Linked DNA regions of Homo sapiens: region 2 is linked to region 1. The links are chromatin contacts, found by Hi-C or POLR2A ChIA-PET in ENCODE. All regions are on one chromosome and are shown on one strand. Each heading gives the region's core, a stretch centred on a gene start or an enhancer-like site at or near the end of the contact. The rest is flanking DNA. Distances are from core to core; before and after follow the strand shown.

Evidence for each region. A loop is a pair of places that touch in the nucleus more often than their neighbours do. ChIA-PET counts read pairs that join two places held with the same protein, here RNA polymerase II (POLR2A). Pooled maps may share reads with other maps.
Region 2: a loop to region 1 is called in a map with no recorded cell type, with 4 times the contacts of the local background. The contact joins the promoter of ZNF254 here to the enhancer-like site in region 1. A Hi-C loop is called at or near these places in 1 of 37 single-sample maps with no recorded cell type and 4 of 50 pooled maps. POLR2A ChIA-PET finds 5 or more read pairs at or near these places in 2 of 52 experiments (WTC11 and common myeloid progenitor, CD34-positive).

The regions. Positions count from the first base shown.
Region 1 is chr19:23,068,909-23,073,988 of GRCh38, reverse strand. No RefSeq gene overlaps it. Among named protein-coding and RNA genes, the nearest start is that of LINC01858, 10 kb to the right of the region's middle. Within about 2 kb of position 2,613, at least 2 of the 41 ENCODE cell types and tissues checked have a DNase peak (open chromatin) inside an H3K27ac peak, as active enhancers do.
Region 2 is chr19:24,085,696-24,090,714 of GRCh38, reverse strand. ZNF254 (zinc finger protein 254) reads right to left here and starts at 3,528. Exons shown (of 4, transcript NM_203282.4): 1 at 3,378-3,528. The coding sequence starts at 3,407. RefSeq lists enhancers at 3,153-3,242, 3,303-3,352, 3,403-3,482.

The sequences.
Region 1 (5,080 bases), core at 1,364-3,863:
TCAAGGTGAAAGGCATCTATTTTCCAGTTGGCTCAGAGGAACTGACAGATACTAGAATTCAAATGTCTTTTTCTTTTCTTTCTTTCTTTCTTTTTTTTTCTTTTTTTTTGACAGAGCGAGACTCTGTCGCTCAGGCTGGACTGCAGTGGCGCCATTGCAGCTCACTGCAACTTCCCTCTCCCAGGTTCAAGGGATTCTCCTGCCTCAGCCTCCCAAGTAGCTGGGACTATAGGCGCGTGCCACAGCGCCTGGCTAATTTTTGTATTTTTAGTAGAGCTGGGGTTTCGCTGTCATGGCCAGGCTGGTGTCGAACTCCTGACCTCAAGTGATCCACCCGTCTCTGTCTCCCAAAGTACTGGGATTACAGGCGTGAGCCACAGTGCCCAGCCTGTAATAGTTTTAAACTCCCCTTCTCATAGGGACAGGCCACCTCCACACACCCCCTCTTACTTCACAGGCTCTGTCCCTAAGGTTTACCTGGGGGACTGTCTTCCTCCCATCTCATTGGCTCTCCAAGAGAGTCCAGCTCACACTAAAACCTACCCTAAGATGGCAATTTGTAGACACTCCTCCATCCTCACAGCACAGTGGGACTTATGGAGAATGCTGCCCAATCCCCTTTCCTCAACTGACGTGAAGGGGCAGGTGGCCAGCCAGATAGATGTTCAGTGACCTAACAGGTCCAGCATGCCCAGGGTCTAGCCCCACAGCCTACCACCTCTCCCCCACCTGGTCTTCCCTCCAGCCTTTTTTCTTCTGTCACCAATGACAGGTGATGTTTACCTGTGCCACACTCTCATGAGCCTAGAAACTGGCATTGGTTGGCCGGGTACGGTGGCTCATACCTGTAATGCCAGCACTTTGGGAGGCCAAGGCGGTCAGATCACTTGAAGTCAGGAGTTCAAGGCAAGGCTGGTCAATATGATGAAACCCTGTCTCTACTAAAAATACAAATATTAACCGGACATAGTAGCACGTGCCTTTAATTCCGGCTACTCCGGAGGCTGAGGCACAAGAACTGCTCTAACCCAGGAGGCGGAGGTTGCAATGAGCTGAAATCATGCCTCTGCACTCCAGCCTGAGTGACAGAGTGATACTCTGTCTCAAAAAAAAAAAAAAAGAGAAAGAACCAACCTGGTGTGGGTAAACCCCAGCTGGGTGCCTGTAACTCCACTCTCTTGCTTCCCACTCAAGTGGCATTATAAGCATAACCTTAAATGTGATCTAATTTATGCATATTCCTCTCTTAGTAACATTTCTGACAACAGCCCTCACAATCAAATGAGCCTGGATTACAGAAAACGTGTGTGTTTAAAGCCTGAGGCAGCAGGTTTTGTGTGTATGTGTGATTCTCCTGCCTCAGCCTCCCAAGTAGCTGGGACTGCAGGCACGCACCACGATGCCCAGCAAATTTTTGCATTTTTAGTAGAGATGAGGTTTCACCATGTTGGCCAGGATGGTCCTGATCTCTTGACTTCATGAGCCACCCACCTGGACTTCCCAAAGTGCTAGGATTACAGGCATGAGCCACGATGCCCCGCCTATTATTCTTTTAGAGATGTATTTTCATCTTTCTACTTTTTTTCTTTTCTTTCTATTTTCATAATTTCTCCCTTTCTGTCTCTTTCTTACTGTCCTTCCCTTTTTCTTCCTGTGTTTCTCTCTTCCTTTCTTTTTCTCTGTTTCTTTTTAACATTTCCTCCTTGTAGAACCTGGTCCCTAACTTCCTTCATTCCCTCCTGTCTTCCTTCCTGCCTTTCTCTCAACATTCCTACCTTCCTCCCTTTTTTTCCTCCTCTCCTGCCTTCCTTCCTTCCTACTACAGGAATGTGGCATCATGCCTGGCTAACTTTTAGTAGAGGCAGGGCCTCACTATGTTGTCAGGGCTGGTCTCAACCTCCTAGGCTCAAGTGATTCTCCCACCTCAGCCTCCCAAAGTGTTGGAATTACAGGCATGAGCCACCATGCTCTGCCCTCTTTTATTTTCTTCTTTTTTCTTTGTATTCTTTTTTTCCCCTCTCTCTTTCTTCTTTCCTTTTTTCCTTCATTTCTTCCTTTTTCTTTTTGTGTCTCTCCACCTTTTTCCTTCCTTTTTCATCTTCCCTTTTTCTTTTCATTATTTTCTCTATTTTTCTTTTGATATTTCTTTCTCTTTCTTCATTTTTTTTCTCTCTCTTCTCTTTCTTTTTTTTTTTTCTGTTTTATTTCCTTCCTTCCGTTCGTCGTCTGTCCGTCTTTGTGTGGATTCTGGGACAGTCTCCTCATTCTGTATCTCCCTGTGTCCTAAACCACCCACTACCGAGTCCTGGTCATTCTTTCTCCCGCTGAGATGCATCTCCAAGCATCTGCAAACACCCACACCCACGGGTTGTCTTTGACTGGACTCTGTCGTGGTCTATGCAGAGCCACGTATCGGGGATCATTTCTGGGGTCGGGTGGATCCATTTCGCCCACGAGCTGCCCTTGCCATCTCGATCTGTCTTGTTGACGTTCGCGCTGGTTGTCGGGCTCCACTGAGGCCACCTCTCTAAGTTCTCTTGTCCTCCGGAGCTCCAGCGGCAGCTGCCGAGGGAGGGACCGTCCCCGCTGTGAGCTGGGCGGAGCTCGGGAAGGCCCGCAGCCTTCAGCTGAACTGTCTCAATGGGACCAGAGCTCTGGCGCGTCCCTTGTGAGTCGGAGGTCGGGCGCGCAGGGCTGTGGCTTGGGAGGCTGTCCCCGCGCTCCCAGCCCGAGCCGAGTGTGGGGCTGCCCCGGCTGATCCCAAGCGCACTGCAACTGCCGAGGCCCGACCCGCAGGACCCACCAGGCCTGACGCAGGGGGCCAGGGACGCCCACGCTGGTCCCGACTGTCTGAGGCGCCTGCCGAGTTTATTCCCAAGTCCCCATGGAGAGTCAGGGGCCGTCCTGAGCCATCTTCTGAGGTCCCGGGAGGGGTGGGCTCGGGAGGGGTTCGCCCGAGGGCTTTCCGAGCGCCGAAAGGGACGGCGTGCTGCGTGGTGGGTGCCTTGGGTTGGGGGGCTCCCCTGCTTGGCCTCCCACCCCTCTGGTTCCTGGCTCCTCCCCTCATTCCTGGGAGTGGGGGTGGTGGCAGCTCGATCCACCGGCTGGGATAGGGCTGGGGAAGCATGGTATGGATGGTTCAGTTGCAGGTGTCCGGGGGTGTGGCCCGGCAGGCCCCATCCCAGGTATGGCTGTGAGGGCCCGGGGGTGGCAGTCTGGGTCCCTGCCCTCTCCCACCCCGCGGGTGGGATGGTCACCGGGGGGGCAGTCCCTGCGCTTGAGCCCTTGCTCCTCTTTCCACCGCCCACATCGATCAGCAGATGGGGGTTGGGGGCGCGGTGGGAAGGAAGGTTGGCGACTTAGATGCCAGAAAAACAGCTTCAGGCCGCGAGCGCCACCCTTGGCCTGTAGGGTGGATCCGCTGGGCCTCTACCTGCTGGCTTCTCAGTCCGGCCGCCGGGTCCACCAGATGTCGGCCAAGAGTGTAGGACTTGGCCACCAGCTTGAAATATTTAAGACGGACCAGATGGCTCTCCTCGGCTGCAGAACCGCTAAGATCCAGTAGAGGGTGCGATTACTGCTCACTGCGACCTCCACCTTCCCGGGCTCACCCAGGCAATCCTTTCTTTTCGGCCTCCGAGTAGCTGAGGCTCAGGGGATCTTTCTGTTTTTGTTTTCTTTTTTTTGTTTTCCTAGCCCCACTTCAAGTTTGTTTCCACAGTACATTGAGTTGCTGTTTTTTGTTTGTTTGCTTGTTGAGACGGAGTTTTGCTCTTGTTACCCAGGCTGGAGTGCAAAGTCGCGATCTCGGCTCACTGCAACCTCCGCCTTTTGGGTTCAAGCGGTTCTCGGGCCTCAGCCTCCCGAGTAGCTGGGATTACAGGCATGTGCCACCACACTTGGCTAATTTTGTATTTTTAGCAGAGACGAGGTTTCTCCATGTTGGTCAGGCTGGTGTCGAACTCCCGACCTCAGGTGATCAGCCCGCGTTGGCCTCCCGAAGTGCTGAGATTACAGGCGTGAGCCACCGCGCCTGGCCGCTGTTTTATTTTTATTTATTTCTTTCTTTTTCTGTTTCTTTTGTCTTTCTCTTGCTCCTTCCTGCACACTGAAGTTGCTGTTGTTTTAGATTTCTTTTTTCTTCTTTTTTTTTTCTTTTTGAGTGAGGCCTTGGCCCCCAAAGTGCTGGAATTACAGGCGTGAGCCACCGTGCCTGGCTCTATCTATCTACCTATCTATCTATCATCTATCTATCTATCTATCTATCTATCTATTTTTTTTAGTAGAGACATGGTCTCAGTATGTTGTCCAGGCTGTGGTTATATATATTACTTTTTAAACTTTAATTATCATTTTTTAATAAAGATGTCTCGCCATATAGCCCCCAGGGTAGTCTTGAACTCCTGGGCTCCACGTATCCTCCCACCTTAGCCTCCCAATGTGCTGGGATTACAGGCATGAGCCGCCGTGGATGGTCTGGTCATATTTTTGATGTGTTGCTTCTTCCCACTCCAGATGCATAATCTCACCGCTGAACATTCCTGACAGTGTGATTATGACATATGACTTTACCCAGCACCAGAGTGAGTTGGTGCTCCAGCCCTGGCCCAGCCCACAGAAGAGATTGTGACATATCACTGGACCCAACACTGAGGTGATGTGATTATTCTACTGCCTTGGCACTGCACACAGGGGACATTGTGACATCACTGGGTCTTGTACCCAGGTGGTGTGAATCTTCTCTCCTGCCTTGGTTCTTCCACGGGGGGCATTGTGTCATATCGCTGGGTCCCACACATACGTTATGTGACTCTCCTGCCTGTGCCCTGTGCATGTGGGTCATTGTGACATATTGCTGGGTCCAACACCCAGGTGATATAACTCTACTGCCTAGGCCCTGCCTACAGAGGACATTGTGTCATATACCTGCACCCATCACACAGGTAATGCGGCTCTCTCTCCTGCCTGGCCCCGATCACAGAAGAGATTGTGACATATCACTGGGTGCACACCTAGCTAACATGTCTCTCCTCCTTGTCCTAGGTTCTGCTTGCAGGGGATATTGTGACATGTCAGTGAG
Region 2 (5,019 bases), core at 2,279-4,778, 1.0 Mb before region 1:
CTGTAATCTCAGCACTTTGGAAGGCTCAGGCAGGTGAGTCACTTGAGGCCAGAAGTTTGAGAACAGCCTAGCTAACATGGTGAAACTCTGTCTCTACTAAAACTACAGAAACTAGCTGAGTGTGGTGGTGCACACCTGTAGTCCCAGCTACTTGGGAGGCTGAGGCATGAGAATCACCTGAACTCAAGATCTGGAGGTTGCAGTGGACCGAGATGGTACCACTGCGCTCCAGCCTGGGTGACAGAGGGAAACTGTCTCAAGACAACGAAAACAAGCCTTAGGTCAAAATAAGTGAAAAAACCTTTTCAAGACACAGATATGTCTTAATCATGTGTCAAGTCAGGCCATCCAATTACTTGAGAGACTGTCCCACCCCATCCTACTCACTAAAGTGCTCAATAACCCCCTCTCAGGAGACTCTGAACTATGCCCCAGTGAGTGTCTCAGGCGCATTTTACTCTGCAAGTTCTTACACCATCTCACTGGGGTCAGTTTTTTGCGGTTTGTTTTTGTTTTTGAAATGGAGTCTCACTCTGTCGCCCAGGCTGGAGTGCAGTGGCGTGATATCCACTCACTGCAACCTCCGCCTCTGAGGTTCAACTGATTCTCCTGCCTTAGCCTCCTGAGTAGCTGCGATTACAGGCCTGTACCACTACACCCAGCTTTTTTTTTTTTTTTTTCGTATTTTTAGTAGAGATGGGGTTTCACCATGTTGGCCAGCTGGTCTCGAACTCCTGACTTCGTGATCCACCCTCCTTGGCCTCCCAAAGTGTAGGGATTACAGGCATGAGCCACCATGCCTGGCCCTCGTTTTTGTTTTGTTTTGTTTTGTTTTCTAGAAATTTTTTACTATTTTTCTGTTCTCTAAAGGAAACCAGGAGGCAGAAATTATTTGTTTTCTCCTCAATACTGGTATCTGATTGACTGACCAGCAATGTGTCTTTAAGAAATGAAAGCTGGGTTGGGTGAAGACAATATTAATGTCTCATAAAATTAGCTTTAAAAAAAAAAGTGCACTAGGAAATGCCTTTTAGACTCAGGGCATCCACCTGCGCACTTGGGACGCTACACTCAATACCTCAGATTTTCCTATGAGAGAATATGACCCAGAAGCTGATATTTACTAGACACTCTAAGCAGACATAGCCATGGTGGGTATCTTCGTTTATCCCAATACAGTACTGAAACCCAGGTCCAAGAAAACCGAATGGTGACTGAAGACACATCACACTATAGTTTCCAAAAGGAAAACTTGACCCAAAAACATTCTGATAAGATATCTGTGACTAGGGAAGATAGAAGAAAAAAAAACGCAGAGATATTTTACAATACAGTGTCAGGAGATTATTCTTTGCTTTCTTCTCATAGGAAATATTTACAAAAAGAAAACAAACCTTTTTAAATGTGCCATCAAATGCTTTGTCAAAAAATGATTAATTGGCCGGGTGCAGTGGCTCACGCCTGTAATCCCAGCACTTTCGGAGGCCAAGGCGGGCGTATCACCCGAGGTCGGGAGTTTGAGACCAGCCTGACCAACATGGAGAAACCCTGTCTTTACTAAAAACACAAAATTAGCCAGGCATGGTGGCACATGCCTATAATCCCAGTTACTAGGGAGGCTGAGGCAGGAGAATCGCTTAAACCTGGGAGGCGGAGGTTGCGGTGAGCCGAGATCGTGCCATTGCACTCCAGCCTGGGCAACAAGAGTGAAACTCTGTCTCAAAAAAAAAAAAAAAAAAAAAAAAAAAAAGATTAATTGGCCAGGCGAGATGGCTCACGTCTGTAATACCAGCTCTTGGGGAGGCTGATGCAGGCGGATCGCTTGAGGCTAGGAGTTTGAAACCAGCCTGGACAACATAGTGAAGCCCGGTCTCTACTAAAAATACAAAAATTAGCCAGGCGTGGGGGCGGGCGCCTATAATTCCAGCTACTTGGGCGACTGAGACAAGAGAATCATTTGATCCCATAAGGCAGAGGTTGCAGTGAGCCTAAATCACACCACTGCACCACTGCACTCCATCCGGGGTGACCGAGCAAGCCTCTGTCTCAAAAATTAAAATAAATAAATAAATAAAAATTAAAACAGGTATCAAAATCTACCCTAAAGGACAAATAGATGATAAAGTGAATTAGGGAGGGGACATTGGCATTTGGGAATGTCAGACAAAACGGGAAATTTAGTATTTTCCTGCAAGCCAGAGTTAGGCTGGAGGAATAGGGGATGAGGGGTGGACTTGAGGCCCTGCTTGGGATACATGTGAAAATTTCAGGAAAAAAGCAGTCCCCTGTGGAGTGTGAAAATAATTAAGTGGCAGGCAATTAGATTGAGGTGGCTCTAGTCCCCGGATTTCTACTTCTAAAAAAAAAATCTAAACTCAAGAGCATTTTTTGGTAAATTACTACATTAGCGGAAACAAAATTCTTGCTTAACCAAGAATAAGCTGACAATTAAGCTCTGATTACATAACCAGGATATTCCCACCTTAAATGTAAAAATTAAGAAACGAGGCTGGGCACGGTGGCTCACGCCTGTAATCCTAGCACTTTCGGAGGCCAAGGTGGGTGGATCACCTGAGGTCAGGAGTTGGAGACCAGCCTGGCCAACATGGTAAAACCCCGTCTCTACTAAAAATAAAAAAATTGTGGTGGCGGGCGCCTGTAGTCCCAGCTACTAGGGAGGCTGAGGCAGGAGAATCGCTTGAACCCAAGAGGCGGAGGTTGCAGTGAGTCGAGATCACACCACTGCACTCCAGCCTGAGCAAAAAAGTGAGACTCTGTCTCAAAAAAAAGAAAAAAAAAAAAAAAAAACGACAACCTAGATTGCTGTACCTAGCCAATTATTGAATTTGGTTTTCTTTATCATGAACCTTGTAACAATCTTTTCTTCAGGCCCCTTCCATGGACCACAAAAGTACAAACCACAGCTGGGTGTGGTACAATTTTTGAATCATTCTTTTATTAAAGTATTTAATATTTTTGCAGTGACGCCCATAAATTTTTAATGGGAAAAAAGAGGGCCTGGGAACCCCACAGACCAAAGCTCTTCCCGTTCATGAACCCGCAACCCGAGTCAGGATTCTCCCCTGACGACCCTCCCCGGGTCCCTGAACAATCTGGGAGAGACGCGGGGCTGCGGGTCCACAGCTGCCCAGAGAGGGCTCCAGGACAGGGCACAGTCACTGCGCAGGGAAGAAACAGGACTCCTGGGGGTCTGGCTGTCAGCGCAGCCGCCATCTTATTTCTGAAGGGGACTGAGGTCGAGCTGGGCGCAGATTGTGGAGCTGACTGGGGGGAGGCCTGAGTCCCGCCACAGCCGCTTCCCACCAGTTCCAACCAGCCCCCTCCCCTCTCTCGGGATGTCGGACTGGCATTCTCACCATTTCTAGGCTTCTAGGGGGTCCTGGCATCTTAGCTGTGGATCTCCAATACCTGCTGGTAACAGCGCCACAGAGGCTGGGCCTCTAGGAGCAGAGGACACAGAGCAGTGAAGACAGACCTGGGACTCCGGCGACAGCGAGAGACAAAGGCCCCGCCATATCCCGGAAGCCGCTTTGTCCAGTCCAGCTGTGTGCCTGATTGGACAGTTCCCAGCCCAACGTCCCTAGTTGGATAACGTTTAAGGCCCCGCCTACTCAGACCCTGAGTGATAGAAGATGTGATCACACCCTAGGCTGAAGAAAGAGTGACAGCCTAAGCTGCAGCCTTATCGGGCAGGGCTTCCTCCCTGAGCTGAGCCAGGCCCACCCCAGAGCATGGGAAAATTCTATATCTTTTTTGCTCTCTCTCTTTTTCAATGTATTCAAAATGTGAACAAACATATTTTATGTATATTAATAATACATATAATTTTTGTTCAAGAGAAAATCAACTTTTACTTTAGTAATAATGTATTATCAGCACTAAAGCTAATTTGATAAACCGTTATAAGTAAATCCATCAGCTGGGCGCGGTGGCTCACGCCTGTAATCCCAGCACTTTCGATGGCCAAGGCGGGCGGATCACATTAGGTCATGTGTTGGAGACCAGCCTGACTATCATGGTGAAACCTCATCTCTACTAAAAATACAAAATTAGCTGGGCGTAGTGGCACGTGCCTGTAATACCAGCTTCTCGGGAGGCTGAGGCAGGAGAACTGCTTGAACCTGGGAGGTGGAGGCTGCAGTGAGCGTGGATCGCGTCATTACACTCCAGCCTGGACAACAAGAGTAAAATTCCGTCTCAAAAAAATAAAAGAAAAAAAAATTAGCTGGGCATGGTGGCGCACGCCTATAACCCCAGCTTCTCGGGTGGCTGAGGCAGCAGAATTCCTTGAACCCGGGGGGCTGAGGTTGCAGTGAGTCAAGATCCTGCCACTGCACCCTAGCCTGGGCGACAGAGCGAGACTTTGTCTCAAAAAATAAAATAAAATAACAAAAATAAAGTCCATCAAATTTGTCTTTTTGACCATTCTAGATTTTTATACATATTTTATGATCTCTTATACTTTTTTTTATTTTTTATTTTTTGTCTAGACGAAGTCTAGCTCTGTCGCCCAAGCTGGAGTACAGTGGCGCCATCTTGGCTAACTGCAACCTCTGCCTCCTGGGTTCAAGCGATTCTCCTGCCTCAGCCTCCCGAGTAGCTGGGATTACAGGCGTGCATCACCAAACCTGGCTAATTTTTTGCATTTTTAGTAGAGACGGGGTTTCACTATGTTGCCAGGCTGGTCACGAACTCTTGGCCTCAGGTAATCCACCCGCCTCAGCCTCCCAAATTACTGGGATTACAGGCGTGAGCCATCGTGCCTGGCCATTTTTTAAATTTTTATGTTGTATTTTAATCTACATTATTTTTATATTTTCAATTTGAAACAACCTTTAAATAATTTCAAAGTAGACAAAATGTTTCTAACTTTCTTCATCAAAAGCATATTTTGCTTTTGTTTATACACTGTTTTTTTATTTCCAGGAGAGGCTTGCTCTTTCGCCCAGGCTGAAGTGCAGTGGCGCAATCTTGGCTCACTGCAACCTCCGCCTCCCA